Regions from separate parts of the Homo sapiens genome. Here region 2 is linked to region 1. A link is an interaction called in ENCODE POLR2A ChIA-PET data of the cell type or tissue named here. Cell type or tissue: Panc1. All regions are shown on one strand. Links, peaks and the distances in the headings refer to the core of each region. The heading gives the core; the rest is flanking DNA. Region 1 overlaps ANKUB1 (ankyrin repeat and ubiquitin domain containing 1). Region 2 overlaps WWTR1 (WW domain containing transcription regulator 1).

The links. Peaks named below come from ENCODE experiments on the same cell type or tissue, not always from the same donor. Only the 100,000 strongest peaks of a DNase experiment are listed, where the experiment ranks them.
Region 2: POLR2A ChIA-PET joins it to region 1 with 16 read pairs; 2 of 35 experiments call an interaction of 5 or more read pairs at or near these places.

Annotation. Positions count from the first base shown.
Region 1 is chr3:149,755,873-149,766,728 of GRCh38, forward strand. It overlaps ANKUB1 (ankyrin repeat and ubiquitin domain containing 1), which reads right to left. Exons shown (of 6, transcript NM_001144960.3): 6 at 5,228-5,741. The coding sequence ends at 5,612. Among named protein-coding and RNA genes, the nearest start is that of COMMD2, 8.8 kb to the left of the region's middle. In Panc1, for the core only: no CTCF peak of the experiment used is centred there; no DNase peak of the experiment used is centred there; H3K27me3 peaks cover 298 bases.
Region 2 is chr3:149,630,838-149,641,693 of GRCh38, forward strand. The region is part of intron 2 of WWTR1 (WW domain containing transcription regulator 1); the gene reads right to left. Among named protein-coding and RNA genes, the nearest start is that of WWTR1-IT1, 16 kb to the right of the region's middle. In Panc1, for the core only: no CTCF peak of the experiment used is centred there; no DNase peak of the experiment used is centred there; H3K4me3 peaks cover 1,052 bases; H3K27ac peaks cover 5,559 bases.

The sequences.
Region 1 (10,856 bases), core at 1,457-9,456:
AAATTAAACACACCTATTACTCCAGAACAAGAAATAGAATGTTACAACACCCCAGAATTTCTGCTGTGCCTCCTGCCAGTCACTATCATCTCTTGTTTTCTCTATAGTGAACTAATACCTATACACATGCTGCCTTACAACATCCCTGTAGAATCATCTATGTGTGTGAATGCGTGTGTGAGTGTCTGCACGTGCATGTGTGTGTGTTTGTATTAACCTTTGTGCCCCAACCCAGCAATATCTAATTGGGAACTCAAAGGCATTTTTTAGAATGAGCCTTAGATTTTAGGCGCCTCTGACTATTTTACCAAAATCTATCTTATAATCATCTTAGTAAATTGCCTCTAAAATATAAAATATTTAGAAAAAAACTTTAACAGACGATTTGCAAGACCTATACACTAAAATTTACAAAACTTTGCTGAGAGGAATTAAGACTTGAATAAATGGAAATGTATACCACCGATACAGAAATATACGTCATGGATTATAAGATTTAATATTATTAAAATGTCAGTTGTGCCCTATCAGAAGAATCCCAACAGGGTTTTTTTTTGTTTTTGTTTTTTGTTTTTTGTTTTTTTTTTTAGCAGTTGCAAGATTTAGTAGAGTGAAAACAGAGCTCCCATACAAAGGGAGGGGACCCAAAGAGGGTAGCCATTGCCAGCTCGAATGTCTGGGTTTATATCCTGATCATTGTCCCTCCCGTTGTGCTCTTAGGCAATAGATGATTGGCTATTTCTTTACCTCCTGTTTTTGCCTAATTAGTATTTTAGTGAGCTCTCTTTACTATCTGACTGGTCAGGTGTGAGCTAAGTTGCAAGCCCCGTGTTTAAAGGTGGAAGTGGTCACCTTCCCAGCTAGGCTTAGGGATTCGTAGTTGGCCTAGGAAATCCAGCTAGTCCTGTCTCTTAGTCCCCCCTCTCAACAGGAAAACTCAAGTGCTGTTGGGGAGGTTGGCCAACGACCGCTCTAACTGCTTCCTGCTGAATTGGGGCATAGTAGGGGTTGTGCAGTTGAGATTTCCTTGGGAGGGTTGCCTTTGATGTCATTAACATTGGAGCACAGGCTAGCAGGCCAGTCCAGGGGTCTGCGGTAGATTTTAGTCATGGACTGCATCTGGGGCTCCATTTGAAGAACTATTTGTAGCTTTACAGCTTCAATTCTGGAAGAGACAAACTTAACAAGGAGGTTAAAGATACAGGGATTGAAATGTGTGGACTGCAGTGCACGGGATTATTTCTTTGGCACACTTCACAGGCCCTGACTATCTGCTTGATAGTTTTGAAAAGGCCTGGTCCCATAAATAATGATTTGGCCATCTGATGGGTGCTATCAATGCCTAAGTGAAAGGTTTGGTGAAGGGTTTTAAGTAATTTCCGTTGGCTAGCTGCAGGCTAAAGTATTTTCCCTTCTTCGGTGGCTAGCCATCCTGAGGGGAGGAAACTATGTGCTCTTGAGGTTCCCCATTCTATTTCTCCTGCTGAGTACTGGGGCTTGGTTTCCTGGAGGGTATTACCCCATACTAGGGGTCCTTCTATAAGCATTTTTAATGGAGGGTCCTGCCTTGCAGCTCTTTTGGCTTCAATATCCGCTTGGTGGTTCCATTCTGTTTCCCTTTCCTTTTCTTTCTGATGACCCTGGCAGTGTAAGACTGTCACCTCTTTAGGTTTCTGTACAGCCAATGATAATCTCTTAATGGCTTCCTGATGTTTGATAGGTGTTGCCTCAGAAGTTAGGAATTCCCTTTCTCTCCATATTGCTGCATGGGCATGGAGGACTAGGCAAGCCCCTAGTCTTAAGTGTCTGTATATATATTTACCCTTTTTTCTTCTCCTAATTCTAGTGCCCGAGTGAGGGCTATTAGTTCTGCCAGCTGAGCACTAGTTCCCGGAGTGAGGGGATTACTTTCAAGTATTCCATTATCACTGACCACTGCATACCCCACTTTTCAAAGTCCTTTTTCTACAAAGGAACTTCCATCAGTATACAAGTTGAGGTCGGGATCTGCCAAGGGAACCTCTAAAAGGTCCCCTTGAGCGGCATAGGTTTGAGCAATTACTTGTTGACAGTTATATTCTATCTTTTCTTCATTGTCTGGAAGAAATGTGGCTGGGTTAAGAGTTGCACAAGTGTGCAGTCGCAGCACTGGCCTTTCAAGTAATAGAGCCCGATATTTAAGCAAACAGTTGTCTGACAGCCACAAGTCTCCTTTAGCAGTGAGTATGCTGTTCACATCATGAGATGTCCACACAGTAAGATCTCTTCCCTGTATTATTTTAACTGCTTCAGATGCTAAGACTGCTACTGCCACCACTACCAGTAAACAATGAGGCCAACCCTTTGCCAGTGCATCAATTTCCTTACTCAGGTATGCCACAGGTTGCAGGCTTGTCCCTCGTACCTGTGTAAGGACTCCTAGAGCTATTCCTGTTTTTTCTGTGACATATAAAGAAAAGTCTTGCCCCGTTGGCAAGCTTAACATTGGGGATTGGGTTAGGGCCTTCTTTAGTGCCTGGAAAGCCACTTCTGCTTCAGGTGTCCATCTTACCAAACGGGTATTGGCTTTCTGAGTTTCCTTAATTAGTGTATATAACGGTCTGGCTATTTCGCCATACCTGGGAATCCATATTCGGCAGAAACCTGTTATGCCAAGGAACCCTCTTAGTTGCTTTAGGGTTTTGGGATGAGGATAAGCCAGTATAGGCTGGATATGTTCCTCACTGAGGGCCCTGGTACCTTTGGATAATTTTAGCCCTAAGTATTTAACCTGCTGTGAGCAGAGCTGAGCCTTTGGTTTGGAAATCTTGTAGCCACAGGTAGCGAGGAAATTTAAGAGTGCTTGGGTGGCTTGATGGCACAAGGTTTCTGAATGGGTGGCTAAAAGTAAATCATCCATGTACTGAAGGACAAGAGTGTCCAGGTATGAGAATTGGCTCAAGTCTTGGGCTAACCCAACAGGCTTTTAAAATAGAGAATGACAAGTTTATTTTAAATTTTATATGGAAATGCAAAGGACTAAAAATAGCCAAAACAAACTTGAAAAACAATAACAAAGTTGGAGGATACATATTACCTGATTTCAAGGCTAATTAAGACATAGTAATTAAGACAGTGTAGTATTAGTATAAGGACAAGTAAATAAATCAATGGAACAAAATAGAAAGTCTGGAAATAGATCTGTACCTATATTGCCAATTGATTTTCAGCAGAGATGCTAAGCAGAGATTCAGCAGAGATTTTCAGCAGAGATGCTAAGGTAATTCAGTGAGGAAAAGGAAAGTCTTTTCAAAAATTAATCCCAACCCTTACCACACATCATTCACACAAATTTGAGATAGATTATAAACCTAACATAAAATTATTGAACTTCTAGAAGAAAATATAAGAGAATATCTTCATTACATTTGAGTAGGCAGAGTTCTTTTTTTTAAGATAAGAGTCTCACTCTGTTGCCCAGGCTGGAGTGTAGGGGCACTATCTTGGGTCACTGCAACCTCTGCCTCCTGGTTCCAAGCGGTTCTCCTGCCTCAGCCTCCTGAGAAGCTGGGATTACAGGCATGCGCCACCATGCCTGGCTAATTTTTGTATTTTTAGTAGAGACAGGTTTTCATCATGTTGGCAGGCTGGTATCAAACTCCCGACCTCAAGTGATCCGCTCACCTCAGGCTTCCAAAGTGCTGGGATTACAGGCATAAGCTACCACATCAGGCCAGGCAGAGTTCTTACAGAGGAAATAAAAAGCATGAACCATAAAAGAAAAAAATGATAACTTCTACTTCATCAAAGTTAAAACATTTTTGTTTGTCAAAAAACATTATTAATAAAATGAAAAGGTGATCCCACAGACTGGGAAAAATATGCACCATATATCTATATCTATATATATCTGATGAAGAACTTGTATCATAAATACAAAAACTCCAACAAGCCAATAATTAAAAGATAACCCAATTTTTTAAATAGGCAGAAATTTGCATTGATACTTCACAAAAGATACACAAATGGCCAATAAACACATGAAAAGGCATCCAGCATTATAGTCATCAGGAAAATGCAAATTAAACCACAATGATAGGCCATTTCAAACCCCCTAGAATGACTTAAAGGTAAAAAACACTGATGACACCAAGTGTGTGAAGCCACCAGAACTCTTGTACATTGCTAGTCAAAGTGTTAAAAATCATAAAGCCACTTTGGAGAACTCTTAGGTAGTTTCTCATAATGTTAAATGTACATTCACCCTATTATCCAACAATTCTACTCCTAGATACTTACCCAAAAGAAATGAAAGCATGTCCAGAAAAATACTTTTTACAATAATGTTCATAGAGCTTTTTTCATAATATGTCAAAACTGGAGGCAACCCAAACATCCATACAGTCCATACACCATGCATTATGGTGCAACCATATAATCGAATACTATTTAGTAATAAAAAGGAATGTATGGCTGGGTATGGTGGCTCATGCCTGTAATTCCAGCACTTTGGGAGGCCAAGGGAGGTGGATCAGTTGAGGTCAGGAGTTCGAGACCAGCCTGGCCAACATGGTGAAACCCTGTCTCTACTAAAAATACAAAAATTAGTTGGGTGTGGTGACATATGCTTGTAATCCCAGCTACTCAGGGTGTGGGGACACACCCTTGTAATCCCACCTACTCAGGAGGCTGAGGCCAGAGAATTGCTTAAACCTGGGAGGTGGAGGTTACAGTGAGCTGAGATCGTGTTGCTGCACTCCAGCCTGGATGACAGAGTAACACTCTGTCTCAAAAAAAAAAAAAAAAAAAAAGAAAAAAAGAAAAAAAGGAATGTACTACTGATATGTGCAGTAATGCAAATGATTCTTAAAACATTAGGTTGAGCAAAATAACCCAGACACAAAAGTGAACAACTGCATGATACCAGTGATTTGAAAATCTCATCTACGGAGCTAGAAATCAGAATAGCAGTTACCTAAAGAAGTTGGGATTGACTTAGGAGCTTGAAGCAACTTCCTGGGGTAACAAAAATGTTCTATGTTTTGACTGGGATATTTTTCAAACCCATTGAATCTTACATTTAAGATTCATGCAATTCACTGCATGTAAATTTTAACTCAATTTAAAAAATTAATTGGAAACAATGTTTTAGCAGTTCAAAAGATGTCTGAGATCAGCTTTAGACCTGGATGGTATTTGTTAACTTTCTTAAGAACTTTCCTTAAATATAATTTAAAAATTTTATTTATTTTTAAATATGTTCTACATTCATATGGCTTAAAAAACCAAAACACATTTTTTTAGGAAAAAAAAAGAAAAACAAACAAAGGAACTGTAAAAATTCCCACTTCCTTGTTTTCCATTGTCTCAGCTCCCCTACCCTGTGGACAACTACTATTCTAAGTTTCTTCTGAATTCTTCCTCATATTCTTTATGCAAAAATAGCACTAAAGTTTCACTTAGTGTGATGAAGTCTGAGAAAACATGGTGTTAAATATCCTATTAAAAGTTATGTGGCATTATAACTGTTACTAGAGATGATAACATTAGAACTGTTATTAGAAATGTTAACATTAGAACTGGACATTCTGTTTGATCAGGTCTTTGTCCAAACTGAAGTTGTCATGACTTTTCAAAGCACAGTTTCTAGAGAGTTTTCACACGCTGTCAGACCTCCTCGGGTAGTCAAGTTAGAAATGCTCTTTTTGGCCAGGACTCTTGCTATTTCTAACTGCTGAAGCCATCGTTTCTCTTTAAAGGCACTGCAAGAAAACAAGATATAATTTGTAAGGAGGTCTGATCTTGTCTGCATACATAGCTGAAAAAGGATGGAAATCTTCAGGTTGATTTTGTAGCTAGGGCTAGTTTGTCTTGTCACATAGGTAGATGTGAAATAGAAACAGTAATCTTTCTAAAACAAGTTCCCTGTGATGCAGTGGGAATGATATTTTCTCAAGGCAATACTAAAAACTTAGAATCCACAACTAGAAACAGAAAGCCACTCAATATCATGTAGAATTCTCTGGGTTGAAACTTTTTCTCTCTCCTCTCTAGATATTCCTATACATCACATATTCCCTGGCCTCCTCTTTTCTCCACTTTCTACCCCTACGAACACACATGAGGATTTTTTAATTGAAAAGATATTAGGTATTTTGATAGTCTTTAACTAAAATGCAAAGGAACTTAATGTTTTATGATAGTTATTCTCTGGCTATATACTAATAAAGACTTGCAAATTTGAATACGATTACTCTTTGTAGGATGCAAATGTGATTTAATACAGAGGTGTTTTACATCACCTTAAATGTTGGGGTCCTCCAAGATTCTATCTTTGGTCCTCCTCTCTTTCTACACCCTCATCCTAGGAGTCCTCATTTACTCACTGTTTAAATTCTTTTATCCATGACTCCTTGACCTTTCTCAAAAGTGGCATATCTCCAATTAACAAATAAAAATATTCATCCCATAGACACTTCTAATTTAACATATCTTTATCTTCTTCCTAAACTTGTCCCACTTCTGTTTCCTTGTTCTAACACTTCGATTTTGCTATCCTCACCATCTCCAAAGCTAGAAACGAAACTAAATTCCTTCTTTCTCTATTTCCACACCCAGTCAGTGACCAAATTTTGTGGATTATTCCCCAGAAATATCTCTTGTATTTGGCCTTTTCTCTTTTCCCTAACTACTGTTGTTCTAGTCCAGGTCTTTATTTTCTCTTATTTCTCTTTTTGCAGCTTCCTACCTTTACTATAGTCTTTCCACATCTTTCCAACGAGTCTTCCATACATCTCTATCAGATTTGTCTTCAAAAACAAACAAAAACTGATTATGGAACTTACTTCATGAAAAAGAACTTCTATGAGCTTCCCACCTACCTCCTACCCCATGGAAGGGGGAATAAGAAGCAAACTCTTCACTTGGTCACACAAGATGCTTCTTAGTGTAGATGCAGTCTACTTTGCCAGTCTTATCTCCAGCCAGTTCTTCCTTATTGCCTAGGATGACTTTTGCAAATCCACGTACCTTCCTGAAAATTCAATTTCTTGCTTGCTCTTTCACAAAAGTGCCTTTGACCATGTTACTAGCTCTGCCTGGATCCTTTACCTCACCTCTGCCCATGTTGTCTGGCAAAGTCTGGTATTTCTAAAAGGCTTTCACTCAATCTATTAGGAGTAACCCTGTATAAAAGTACCATAGTGTTTCCAACATTTGAACCAGGTCTATGTCTGCCTGATTCAACTTCTTTGTTCTAGATTAACTTCTTGCTTTACCTCAATGGCTGTGTCTTTCTGTGCCCTCTAAACTGAGTTAACCCATCCATGCAGCCCATAAAATTAGGTGTTAAGTCTTAAAGAAATCATTCAGGCACTTTCAGCCTTTCCCTGTATCCCACCAGACTTAGTTTGAAGTCCTCTCCTGTTCTGATGCATATCCTTGCTCTTCCTAGGCTCAGAGCCTATCCTGATTCTCTCCCTGGCATTTGAAACCTGGCTTTTCTGCATTCATTCAAAAACTGTTTACCTTAAGAAAAAGATGCGTATTGAGCACTTACTCTATGGCAAGCACTATTCTATGTGCTGGAGATACAAAAGGTGATTAAAACATACAAGATATGCCTTTTTAAATAAAGAATAAAAACAAAGAGCTGTACTTGTATCCAGAGTACAAGAGCCCAGCAAAGCTCATAACATTTGAGATTATCATCTATTCTCAGTCCACTCAAACTCTCAGCCTTCTGGATCAATCCCTTACATTTGAATCTTTACTTAACTGGACTCCCAGGTCACATAAACCTCTCTGGAATTGGACAATGAGCAATAAGGAAAGCTATTTTCTAGACACACCTTACAGATATTCTTTGACCTGTGTAAAGCCTACTGACGTCTAGGCTGAGGAATGAGACTCTATGTGACCTTCTGGCCTCAGTGACTGTCTACACCAGCCACATTTACTCACCAACCCAAACCCACATTAGCGCTTGATCTGTGTTAACTGCATAATGCCATCTTGGAGTCAACCCTGAGAGGTTTAGTTTTATGAATCTAAAGGTAGGAGTTCCTGAATGACATGTGGTCCAACAAGTACTTTCACATGATGCCAGATGACTTGTCTGCTTTGGGAGACTCCCCTTTCTGTAAAACAGGAACATCTGATGGTCACTTTACCCACCTGATCCCTGGGTCAGCATCATGAAGGATTACATTAGGTTCTTCCCCATTTCCTGGCTATGACACTAGCTTGGTGATGGTGCATGTAGCCATCAAGATAGCGTCCATCCATTCCTCATGTTTGTGTCTTTGTGGTACAAGAGCTGCACTGGTCATTTAGAGGGGTGCTCAGACCACCTGACTGCCTGCCTTGACTGTCTACTTCAGGTAGATGTAAGTGCTTTTGTGACTTCTATGGGGAACTTGAACTCGATCAAGAAGACTGCAGGGTCATGAGATTGTAGATCTCTCCTTCCCTTCCACAGCCCACCAACAAAGGAAGGTGGAACAGATCCTGGGAAAGATTCAGTGGAAAGGGGGCAGAAATGGATGGGAAGTGGAGGGTGTGAATACAGGAAAGAGAAAAATATTGAGAAAAGAGAAATGGAAAGAGGATTTGCTAGGAGTAACACTGCCAGAGTAAATGTGCGGTCAGACTGACCACCACTCCCCCTATGGGTCTCCCTTCTGCATTAATCCCTTCCTTCCTTTCCCTTCCTTCCTTCCCTCCCTCCCTCCCTCCCTCCCTTCCTTCCTCCCTCCCTCCCTCCTCTCCTCCCTTCCTCCCTTCCTCTCTCTTTCTTTCTTTCCTTCCTTCTTTCTTTCTTTTTCTTTCCTTCCTTCCTTCTTTCTTCCTCTCTTTCTCTCTTTCCTTCCTTCCTTATTTTCTTTCCTTCTTTCCTCTCTCTCTTTCCTTCACAGAATAACACTTTAACAAAATGTTTTCTCTAGAAATTTCTTTCTTGACCTTGAAATTGCCACTCATTAATAATTCCAATCCTTATGAAATGTAGCTACAAAAAAAAAAGCACACTGGTAGTCTCTTTTAAAAAGTGTTTTGAAATGTTTACTAAAGCTAAACATAAATTTATCCTATGACCCGGCAATTCTATTCCTTGGTATAGAGTCAAGAGAAGTGAACGCAGATGTCCACCAAAACTCATATGCAAGAACAATCATGCATTTTTATTCAAAGTAGCCCCTAAATTAGAAACAATTTAAATGTCCATCAGTAGGAAAATAGATAAATAAATTAGGATATGGAATACTGCATACAAATGGAATGCTACATAGAAATAAGAACAATCAATACATGCAAAAACACTGATGAATCTTATAGGCAATGTGTTGAACAAAAAAAGCAAAATATCAAAGGTATATGCCATATGTGCCCTTTATATGAAGTTCAAGAACAGGCTAAAGTAATCTTCGGTGATAGAGATGAGAATAATAGTTACATCCGGGAAGGATCATGACTGGCAAGGGGCATGAAGGAAATTTTGGGGGGTGCTGGAAATAGTTTGCATCTGATCTGAGTAGTGCTTGTATGAAAACATAAAAATTCAACAAGCCATATATGTGAGATTAGTGGTCCTTATGGATTTTACTATATATTTCATAACTCATTTCCTCCCCAAGAAAGCACTGTATACAACAACAGACACTGTCAGCTTTTCTTATCTAAAACCACACACACACACATGCACACACACACACACACACACCTTAAAAACAGATGCTTTTTCATGCACATTTCCATTCTGCTGGGCACAGCACTGGGCTATAGTAAACACTTACTGAATGTTTGAAAAATAAACTCATTTTTAGCATGTATCTGTTGATAAAACAAATCAATATTTCCTTTCTTGTTTACAGCCTTATTTTAAGAGGGACTATGTAGTTTTTTCAATTAATAATTTTCCTAGTATATTTCTAGAATTTTTGGTGATCTCTTTTTATACATTCTAGTCAGAGATATCTCACAAATTACAAAGATTGAGACTATTAAGCTATTAAGTGTCTTCCTCTATTGTCAACCTCACTCTGTTGGATATTGAATTTTGAGTTTTACAGCCCAAATTACTCTCACCACAAGGTGGCAACAACCTAACTGAAATAAAGTTGAGCTGAGCTAAAGACCAGTACAGAAAAGCAAGTAGAACAATCTAGCCTTGTTTTTTCTTTACTTCTCATTATATTGAGTAAAGGGAAAAGTCGCTTGTAAATCTATATTTCTAACTGTAAAATTTGCATCAAATAATACCTCATAAGTAATGGATGGGATCTGAGCTCTAATCAGAGAGTTGTGTACCTTAAACATCTAATTCCGATACACTTTCTTATCTCTTTAGATGTGCTAAGGATTACCTTTTAACTCACTGTAAATATTAATGTCAATTCTAGCACCCTGTCCAATACAGATCTCACCCCATATGTGTATCTTGCCTAGTCAGTCAATTCAAGTCTTTAATCATTCAATTTGTCATTAATGTGTTCCTTTCTTTCTTCCCATTTTCATTACCATTTAGTTTTCTATGACACTTTTTATGTCTCCCTCCCATATTTCAGTTTTCTCTCTTTCCCCTCTAATTACAATTAATGTTTTATTAGCTTTAGAAGAAGAAGAGGAAGACAAAGAAGTGGAAGAGGAGGAAAAAGAAGAAGCATTAGCAGGCTAGGCACAGTGGTTCATGCCTGTAATCCCAGCACTTTGGGAGGCCAAGGTGGGAGGATCGCTTGAGCCCAGGAGTTTGAGACCAACCTGGGCAACATGGTGAGTCCTCATCTCTACAGAAAAAAAAAATCAATCAGATATAGTGGCATGTGCCTGTAGTCCCAGCTACTTGGAAGGCTGAGATGGGAGAATTGCTTGAGCCTAGGAAT
Region 2 (10,856 bases), core at 1,642-9,641, 120 kb before region 1:
ATTTGCATTTAGATGTAGCAAACTAAATTTCCTTTACTCATTCCTTCCTTGTTTTTAAGCTCTACTTAATTCTGACAAGGTTCACAATCTAATGATGGAAAGGACAGGCTTAATGGACAAAAGGGGATGTCAGCCTCCCAGAAACAAATATTCTTTTGTTGAGATCTCCCACACAAAATGTGGTCAGTATGTCAGCCTGGAAATGTTGACCTTTTCACAGTTGCCATTAATGGGTCAAGCCAGTGGGAGAAATGCCAGGCAAGAGCTGTCCCCACTCACCTGGGGTCAGAATAGAGGAAGAGGAATAAAGATTCACATAATTCTCACAGTCAAATTTCTCGACCTCCTACCAATATCATGGGGGCAGAAGCTAAGTTTAGATGAGGAAAATGACTTACTTTCCATTCTCTCAAAAGATCCACTATTATAAGAGTTTATGTTTCTAAAACCTCCTTACTTTAAAATAATTTTTTTAAGTTGTTACTCTGGGTGTAGAGAGAGGCCTTGCCTAAAATCCAAAATTGTCGGGTTCCTTGATTCTTAATGACATTAGCAAAATCAGTTCTGAAACACCACTCTCCAAGCAAAGTTTGGATCAAATTAACATTTCATCTCTCCTTCAGCCAGTTACTAAAAAAGGCATTTTCAGTCTTCACGTACAAACCCCAAATATAAGTGCCAATGGATATTCAATAACCATAAGCAAGCTCAGAATCACCACCTACCCTCTGGCATAACTACTTTCAGGTAAAGCTTACCAAAAAACAGCAATGCATCCTCCTTGCCTATCCCACAAAGAATGAAATTACACTCCCGCTGTATCTTCTCAGAGAGGGAAAAACATTTCACTCCCTATAGCCATTCTTGTCAAATGACCTGATGGGGTAGTGACTGGAGCACAAATCCAGATCCAAGATCAAGAGAGGCCATTAACACACACGAAGGGAGACATGAATTATCCCAACAAAATTAAGTAGGTCCACTCTGGGTACTGCAACTAGGGTGGTGATCCTGGGCTCCATGCTTGGTAGGGAAGAGCTGTGAGGCATGATACCTTAATAAAATTGAGAACTTTAAGCACTTTATTTATTTATTCATTTAGAGACAGGATCTCACTCTGTCACCCAAGCTGGAGTACAGCGGCTCACTGCAGCCTCAACTTCCCAGGCTCAAGTGATCCTCCCACCTTAGCTCCCCTGAGTAGCTGGGACTACAGGCGCCCACCACTATCCACAGCTAATTTTTTGCATGTTTTGTAGAGACAGAGTCTCACTATGTTGCCCAGGTTGGTCTCAAACTCCTGGGTTCAAGCGATCTGCCTGGATTCAGCCTCGCAAAGTACTGGGATTACGGGCGTGAGAGTACTTTTTAAAAAATAATTTTTACTTTTTAAAATTTATTTACTTATTTATTTTTATAGCCTTGAGGTCCCTCTGCATTGGTTGAGTTGCCCCAAGGCCACGTAGTTTCTAGCATAGCTCTGACTCTAAGGAAACAGGCAAGGTAGTTCCCACTTTACCAACGAGGAAACGTGCTTCCTGAAGTTATGTAAGCTCATTATGTGGCAGATCCATGATTCAAACCAGTACGTCTGATTACAAAGCTCATGAGTACTCTCTATGACTGCTCTCTGACATTGATGACCAAGCATCCAACCTGTCCATCCACACAACGCAAACAAAGCCATTAAGCCCAGATCCCTACCTTTAAAGCAGTAGAGGGAAACTGCTGTTGGCAACTGTAGAAGCCACTAAAGGAAGATCATTTTCCACTCAAAAATGGATGTAATTTTCAAAAAGGTGGAGACAACCCAAAAGTCCACCAACAAATGAATGGATAAACAAAATGTGGTATATCCATACAATGCAATACTATTAAGCCATAAAAAGGATGAAGTTCTGATGTATGCTACAACATAGAGGAGCCTTGAAAACATTATGCCAAGTGCAATAAGCCACTCATAAAAGACTACATATCATATGATTCAATTTACATACAATTTCCAGAATAAACAAAGCTACAGAGACATAAAGTGGATTAGTAATTTCTTAAGACTGGTGAAGATGAGAATGTGGAGGAGAGGGGCATGGCTAATAGCTATCTAGTTAGTTGGGGCTTCTCTTTTTGGTGATGAAAATGTTCTAAACCTGACTGTGATGATGGTTGTACATACCTGAATCTATTAAAAACTATTGAATTACACACTTAAAATGAGTGAATTATGTGCTGTGTAAATTATATATCAATGAAGCTGTTAAAAAATAAGTATGGCCAGGCACAGTGGCTCACGTCTGTAATCCCAGCACTTTGGGAGGCTGAGGTGGGACCATGGCTTGAGGCCAAGAGTTCAAGGACAGCCTGGGCAACATAGGAAGACCCCATCGCTACAAAAATAAAATAAGCCAGCCAGGCATGGTGACGCACACCTGTAGTCCTAGCTACTTAGGAGGCTGAGGTGGGAGGATCTCTTGAGCCCACGAGTTTGAGGTTATAGTGAGCTATGATTGTGCCAATGCATTACACTCTGGGTGACAAGTGAGAACTTGTCTCTAAAAAATAAAATATATATGCAAGTGTAATTGGTTAAGCAAATTAAAAGGAAACTTGGCCATTATCTCCTTTAAGTTCTTCATTTAAGGGTGAGGAAACCAAGTAAAAAGTCCAATATTAGGCAAGCGTCCTACCTACTAATCCCAGTACTCAACAATGTCCTTTGGGACCCAGCTCAGTGCTAGGTATAATGGTAGACCCCCAAAGAGTTTAAACCTAATCAGGCTTTTTGAAGCCAGGAACAATGAAATCCAACAGCCTGTAGACTGGGTTCAGGGGTGGAGCGGACACTAAGAGCTGTGTAGTCAGGCAGGAGGTGAGACCTAGAAGGAAATCCATGGCAGAATGAACTGATGGAGGGTCAGGGAAGAGGTGAGTGAGGGTGCTCCAGGGAAGGGGTACAAGCACTGCCAGGAGCTGTGGGTGGCAGCAAATGGGTTGCAAGGGAAGTGAGGCTCGATGAGCAGGGTCACACTGTCAGATTCTAGAGGTTTAGGAACCAGGCAGGAGATCAGCCCTGACAGGACAGGACACCAAGAAGAGTTCTGTAGCAGGAAAAGGGTGATGAGAGCCATCATGAAGGAAGATTAGCCTGGCTGTGGTGTGCAAAGGACTGAAGTCAGAGGCTAGTGTGCTGCAGTCTACAAATAAATGATCACATCACACAGTAGGGTGGAGGCAACAGGAATGGAGAAAGAGGAAGGAAAGATGAGAGGTCCAGAAAGGGAAAAATAATGAAGACCCAACCATGTCAAGACCGGTGAGAGGGAAAAGGAGAGCCAGGGTGGCTCTGGGCCCAGACTGCCCAAGTTTAAGTCCTTACTAGTGTGCGGCTTTGGTCAAGTTCCTTAAATGCCCTGTACATCAGTTTTCTGAGCAAAGTGGGGATAAAAATAGTGTTTCTGTCAGAGTTCTTGGCATAATTAAATGTGAACAGTGTGAGAACAATGCCTGGCACAAAGTAAGTGCTAGGTACACGTTTGTTAAATAAATACACGTAAATGCATATTAAGATGTCTGTGACCCAGCTTCTAAAGATAAGAGCAGTAAGGAAAAGCCTCATTATCTCCCACCAAAGTTTCCTTTTTCACTCATTTTTTCCCGTTTATTTATCCTAAGGTTCTGGGAAGAATAAAACATGTTCCCTGCCCTTGAGAATGGGCTTTCAAGGAGAAATAAATCAGAAAACAGAGCAATGCCTATTCCCTACCAAGGTCCATGCACAATAAATGGTTGAATGACATGCTTGGTGAGGATCCCAAAGAAGCAAGTGAAAGACCCTGGATCTGTCAGGCTGCTGTTGTGCAAGTCCACCTCTCCTGTGGAGCTCCTGTTTGCAAGGCAGCCAGTGACCCAAGGCCATGCTCAGCTGGCATTCGCCCTTTCACACGGATGTGCTTTCCAGACACTACCTCAGCACCAGCAACCACTGAGCCTCTTCCCTGCCCTGATTCTCAGTAGCTCACCCTCCAGACCCGGCCACGGTATATCCTCACCATGTCTGTCCCCTCACAACTTAAATCAAAGACTCTGAGGCCAAACCTTGAATTGACAATGCTAGCCAAAAAGCTCTGAGCAGGGATGGAAGACTAAAGAGGAGAGGAGGAATCCCTGCCTTTCTTGCATGGGAGGGAGAAACACATTCTGTGATCTTGACCAAAGAGCCCTGTATAATCAGAAATCAGCAGAAGGGGGCCCTGCTCTACCCTCTTCTTCATGTGGTTGTGACAATGTTCCTCTTCTCCTGGCTAGCTCACAGGAGTGCTGGGGATACAGTGCTCTGGGTCTCCATATTTAAAAGAAGTTTAAATTATCATACAAATGCATTGTATTTTTAGTAATTGGACTTGTTTGATCTCATATCTTTTGATAATTACTAAAAATCTCCCTTCAAAGTGATGAAAGATTCAAATGAAGCTAGAATTTAATTTATATTAGGTCTTTGAGATGAGGTTTAAGTAACATTACAGTCCCATTACTAGGAAAACGGGTAAATAAACTGTGTATAGCCATGAAATGGAGTAACGTATTAAGATCTCTAGCTGCTGTCATAGAACAAAATACTTTAAAGTGGTGGGTAAAAACGAAGTTAAGGTACAATATATAGAAGGAGAAGAAGAAGAAGAAGGAGGAGAAGGAGAAGGAGAAGGAGAAAGAGAAGGAGAAGAAGAAGAGGAAGGAGGACGAAGAGGAAGAGTAGGAGGAGAAGAGGAAGCGGAAGAGGGAGGAGGAGGAAGGAGAAAGGAGGAAGAAGGAAGAAGGAGAAGAAGAAAAACTTGAATCATTGGTTTCTACATGCATAAGTCTGAAGGACAGTCCCTGAACTGAGAAATGGGCTCTCCTTCTGGGGAGATGAGCAGGATTGGGGATAGAGGGTCAAGAAAGTCTATTGCTTTAGCTGAATTTCTTAAAGCAAGAATGCATTTATTTATGACTTGGGCAGTTTTTTAAAATAAAAAAAAGGCAATGTTGAATATATGACCATCTATGAGTAAAGTAAACCTGGTTTATAATTTTAAATTCTTCTTCCCTTTATTCTGGTCAAAAGGGAATTCATTTTCCCACTTTTCTGAGATCTGAAAAGATGATAACCTTATCAAATCTTGGGTCTGTGTGATCTTAAAGGACAAGTAAAGAATAAAAAAGTTCAAGTCAAAATTTTAAATGAAGATATTAACAATGAATAAGTAATTTAGAATGTGATGTTCCCAGGAGAATGAATTTTCCTGGATTAATCTGGCTAAACTTTCTTTGAAGTTTGTGGATGATGGCAACACCACTGAAAATGAACTTGAGGCTGTGTTTAAATACTTGCTACAACTAGCTTTTCTGACATCTCTGTACTCACTACTGACACAGTCAATCCACTTAATTAGTTTTGTTGATATCTCCAATTCCCCTATTTACTTTGTGTCCTGAAAAGTCCTTTGAAACCCAAACAGCCTACTCTACCTCTTCAGCTCCATTGGGAAAGGTTACGATCTTAGGATCATTTGAAAGGCAAGGAGGGGGTAGTAAATTTCCACCATCAAGTGGAATGTGGAAATAATCTGGGAATAGATGAATATATTGAATTAATACCAGGAAATTTTCCTTTCTTGGATCTTCATTGTTTTTGCTTGAAAAACTGATTTTTTAGAATTTATAGTCGGGCTAAGAATTAAATACAAAGAATAGAATATATTCTAAAGTAAAATATACATTATATGTATCCTTTATGCTAAGCACAGTACCAGTATGTGGCACACAGTATGTGCTCCATAAATATGTATTGGCTTATTGCATAGGAAAGAGTCACCAGAAAATCTAAATAATGTAGAAATTTAAAAGAAAAAAATCATTTATATTTCTTTCAGCAAAAGTTAAATGAATCCCTACTATGCATGCCATGCTTTGGGCCAGGCATTAGAGAAGTATTATGCACAAAAAATTAGCTGGGTGTGGTGGCAGGTGCCTGTAACCCCAGCTACTCGGGAGGCTGAGGCAGAATCACTTGAACCCAGGGGGCAGAGGTTGCAGTGAGCTGGGATCATGCCACTGCACTCCAGCCTGGGCGACAGAGCAAGACTGTCTCAAGTGAAAAAAAAAAAAAAAAAAAAAAAAGAGAGAAGTATTATGCAAGGCAGGTAAGATTTGGTTCTTGTCACTATGAGTTCATAGCATATAGAATAAAAATAAAGGACAAGTACTCTCTATCACAGCAAATAATCAAAGGTTGTCTATTATTTCTAAACTCAATTTCACATCAAACTTGCTATATTATTACATCTAATCTAAAAGCATCAATTTCTGCCTGTGACCACCCAGTCACATTTTGATTATTTTAACAGCATATTGAGTATGTTTTTTTTTTTTTGAGACAGAGTCTCGCTCTGTTGGCCAGGCTGGAGTGCAGTGGCATGATCTCGACTCACTGCAACCTCTACCTCCCAGGCTGAAGCAATTCTCCTGCCTCAGCCTCCCCAGTAGCTGGGATTACAGGGGTGTGCCACCATGCCCAGCTAATTTTTTTTTTGTATTTTTAGTAGAGACGGGGTTTCACCATGTTGGCCAGGCTGGTCTTGAACTCCTAACCTCAGGTAATCCACCCACCTCGGCCTCCCAAAGTGCTGGGATTATCAGCATGAGCCACCGTGCCCGGCCCATATTCAGTATTAACATTAATCTCAATAAATATTCCCTAGTACCAATATGTGCTAGGCATGAAGGACAATACAACACCAGTTCCATATTCTAAGAATTGGCAAGTTGGAGAAATGAAATAAACCCATTCATTTACAAACAAACCTTACACGACACTCTGATGGACAGTAGAAAAGATTAAGTGGCAAATTACCCCAATAGATCAAATTACTATGGGGATCTGGAGTAGGAGGAGATCCCTTCTAGTTGGTTGGTGTAATAAGGCATTAGACAGGAGATGGGGCTGGCTAAGTCTTAATAGACCAAGCATAGGGATGTAGGACATTCTAGGCAAGTGAGAAATGACACACTACTCCTAATCAAAAGTGCAAAGATGAGCTACTCTGTATGACATATGCAGTGGCAACCAGGCACGGTGGCTCACGCCTGTAATCCCAGCACTTTGGGAGGCTGAGGTGGTGGATCACCTGAGGTCAGGAGTTCAAGACCAGCCTGACCAATATGGTGAAACCCCGTCTCTACTAAATACAAAAAAATTAGCCAGGCGTGGTGCTGTATGCCTGTAATCACAGCTACTTGGGAGGCTGAGGCAGGAGAATGACTTGAACCCAGGAGGCAGAGGTTGCAGGAAGCCAAGATTGCACCATTGCACTCCAGCCTGGGCAACAAGAGCGAAACTTTGTCAAAAAAAGAAAGAAAAGAAAAGAAAAGAGGCATGCAGTGGCCGTGAGCATAAAAGGAGAGAAAACTAGGGAAAGAAGCACTTTAATCGTTTACGGAGCTTCCTTCAGGCCTGTTTATTAACATATTCCAAAAAAAATCACTGCTGTATGTACATATATGCCTTAAGATAAAGAGGAGCAACTGGAAAGAGATACAAGCCCCAAGTACAGTATACTTCCCTGACATTTGTGTTTTTAAAGAGTTCATTTAAAGGGCAATGGCATAATACTAGTATAATTCACATAATGCTAGCTCTGGGCTTTGGACTTTTAACCAAATGTTAAAAATGACTCCTTTTCTCTTGTCTCTGCGTGTGCTTCTCTGACTCGCTTGGCCTGTTTCCATTCTCTTTCTTTTTTCTCTCTCCATCCTTCTTAGTGTAAGTTAAAAAAAAAAAATCAATGCCGCAAGTTATGTTTAAATTCAGCCCACATGACATTTCCTTCGCATTTAATTGCTTCCATACAATTTATATCCGCTAGTCACGCTAGACCCCAGAGTATTAAACATGCTCTTTTACAAAGAAGCTCTTGTCCTGTAATAACCCCCATAATCAAAGTTCAGGAATTATGGGTAAGGCTCAGCCGGCCGATGGGGAAACAAACAGGTTTTTAAATTCATCCAAAGCAGGCTTCAGGCAGGAAGCAAATCAAAGCCGTCACTCTACCACCAGGTTTGAGAGCAAAAACACCGCAGAGGCTAGCTCAAACGAGAGATACTGGCATCTCTGCACATCCAGCAAATCTGATGCCAGATACTTTCTCTTTGGGCTGCCGTGAAGAACCACTAAACAATGCCACTTAAAGACACATGGTTACATTCTCTCTGCTTTCAAGGCAGCCCATTCCAAAAAGATCTAGCAATGGTCTACAAAGACTGCTCTTAAAATGCCTCTAAATGAATAAATCATTCTTCTTTGTTATTCAGAGTAGACTAAGACTAAAATTATCTTGGAAAAAAATATATATATACAGGGTCTCTTTCTGTTGCCCAGGCCAGAGTACGGTGGTGCAATCATAGTTCACTGCAACCCTGAATTCATAGGCTGAAGTGATCCCCCTTGCCTCAGCCTCCCAAGTAGCTGGGACTATAGCAGTGTGCACCACCACATTCTGTTAATTTTTAAAACTTTTTTATAGAGATGGGGTCTTGCTCTGTTGCTCAGGCCGGTCTCAAACTCCTGGCCTCAAGCCATTCTCCTGCCTCAGCCTCCCAAAGTTCTGGGATTATAAGTGTGAGCCACGACAACCTAAAGTTACCTCTTCTATTTTCCTATAGACAGCTTGGACAACATGTCTGGTCTTCTTTCATACTAATGGACAGCTACATTAGTATGTAGCTCTCAAGGTCTCTTATAAACTCATATTTCTGGGCACTTTTACAACTTATCCCATTATCTTCCCCACTTCTCAAGAAATCACCTCCCCAAAAGTTCACCTTTGAAAAAGTACAGAAGTTGGCTGGGTGCAGTGGCTCACGCCTGTAATCCCAGCACTTTGGGAGGCCGAGGTGGGTGGATCACGAGGTCAGGAGATCGAGACCATCCTGGCTAACACGGTGAAATCCCATCTCTACTAAAAAATACAAAAAAATACCCAGGCGTGGTGGTGGGCACTTGTAGTCCCAGCTACTTGGGAGGCTGAGGCAAGAGAACGTTGTGAACCTGGGAGGTGGAGCTTGCAGTGAGCCGAGATTGTGCCACTGCACTCCAGCCTGGGCTACACAGCGAGACTCCGTCTCAAAAAAAAAAAAAAAAAAAAGAAAGAAAGAAAGAAAGAAAGAAAGAAAAAGTACAGAAGTCATACAACTACACAGGGGCACTAACATGATTTCTTGGATTGCCCTTATTCACGTAGCCCACTTTTCACAAGAATTGTGCCTACTTTTCTTACAAAATCTCTTTAAGCAACATCTCTGGTCTTCCCCACTGTATTCAGATAAATGCCTCTCTACCAGTGTCAACAATTTTAAGAAACCTTTAATTTCACCCAATCTCCTCTGCTCAAAACCCATCCAGATCAAGAGCAAAACAATTGAAACTATTTATCAGATCCAGACAGTTGCATCTTAAAGAACTTTTTGAAAGTTTCTATGGCTTGCATCTCTGATGGTTTTCATAAACCAATGCTTTTGTCTATAGATAAAGGTTAGAACCAATATAGATTGGTTTTGTTTTTGTTTTTTTGAAACAGAGTTTCGCTCTGCCCCCAAAGCTGAAATGCAGTGCCCCAATCTTGGCTCACTGCAACCTCTGCCTCCCTGGTTCTAGTGAATCTCCTGCCTCAGCCTCCTGAGTAGCTGGGATAACAAGCATGTGCCACCACACCCAGCTAATTTTTGTATTTTTAGTAGAGACAGGGTTTCACCATGTTGGCCAGGCTGGTCTCAAACTCCTGGCCTCAAGTAATCCACCCACCTCGGCCTCCCAAAGTGCTGGTATTACAGGCATGAGCCACCGAGCCCGACCAGAATCAATACAGTTTGGATCAGAGATATCATGCTACTCTTAGAAACTGGCAGATAATAAATATATTATTTATAGCCAATAAACTACTTTTGGTCTATCATAATAAAAAAAACAATTCCTAAGCTATCACTAAAACATGATGTCATTTGTGGTTGCTTTATTTTGTATTTACTATACAGATGTATTCTTTATTGTGATGGCCTAGATCTGGACATATTCAGAGCCAAAATTATTTTACGTATCAAGTCACTGGCAAATCAAAGAAAAACCAAATTATTTAAACATTCATTTAGGAGCTCATATTTATATTTTGGAAATGAAACCTCATATTTTAAGGCATTCGATATTATTTATTATGCAGGGTCCTTTTATCTTGTTCCACAATATAACTTTTTGTTTTACTCTTGGCAGACTTTACTGTCACTGTACAAAACAGACATTGTTTTAAAAACCCATTTGTAATAAGTGTCAGTAAATATGATCTTTCGCTTCAGCTGAAGCAACTCTATGGCATCAGTTTACACCTCCACACTTACTTGGAAGTTTATAATGCTTGTTTTCAGCAGCTTTCACACCTAGACTCCATACGATATGTACCAGCCACCAAGATGTTTACCAGTCCTCAGAAGGGCCTTTCGAGAACTCTTAAAACTTAATTTGTTACTGACGCTTTGCTTAAAGGACAATGCACTTTAATTAGCCACACCACTGGCCCTTTATTCACACACATGAGGTAAGCTGGACATTCCAATGCATGTGCAACTGGGAAATTTGAGTCCTTTAATGGTTTTCAACAATTAACTAGGGCCGGCCAATTGTTAGGTTAAACAAAAAGCACTGTGGCAAAACTTGACTCACTTCACTACGGCTAATAATTACAAAAGGTTGTGCTGGTCCATCCCTCACTCTACTTACCTGCCAAAGTTTCAGGCAAAGTCTCAACAATTGGGATCTAACCTTTAAAATCATTTCT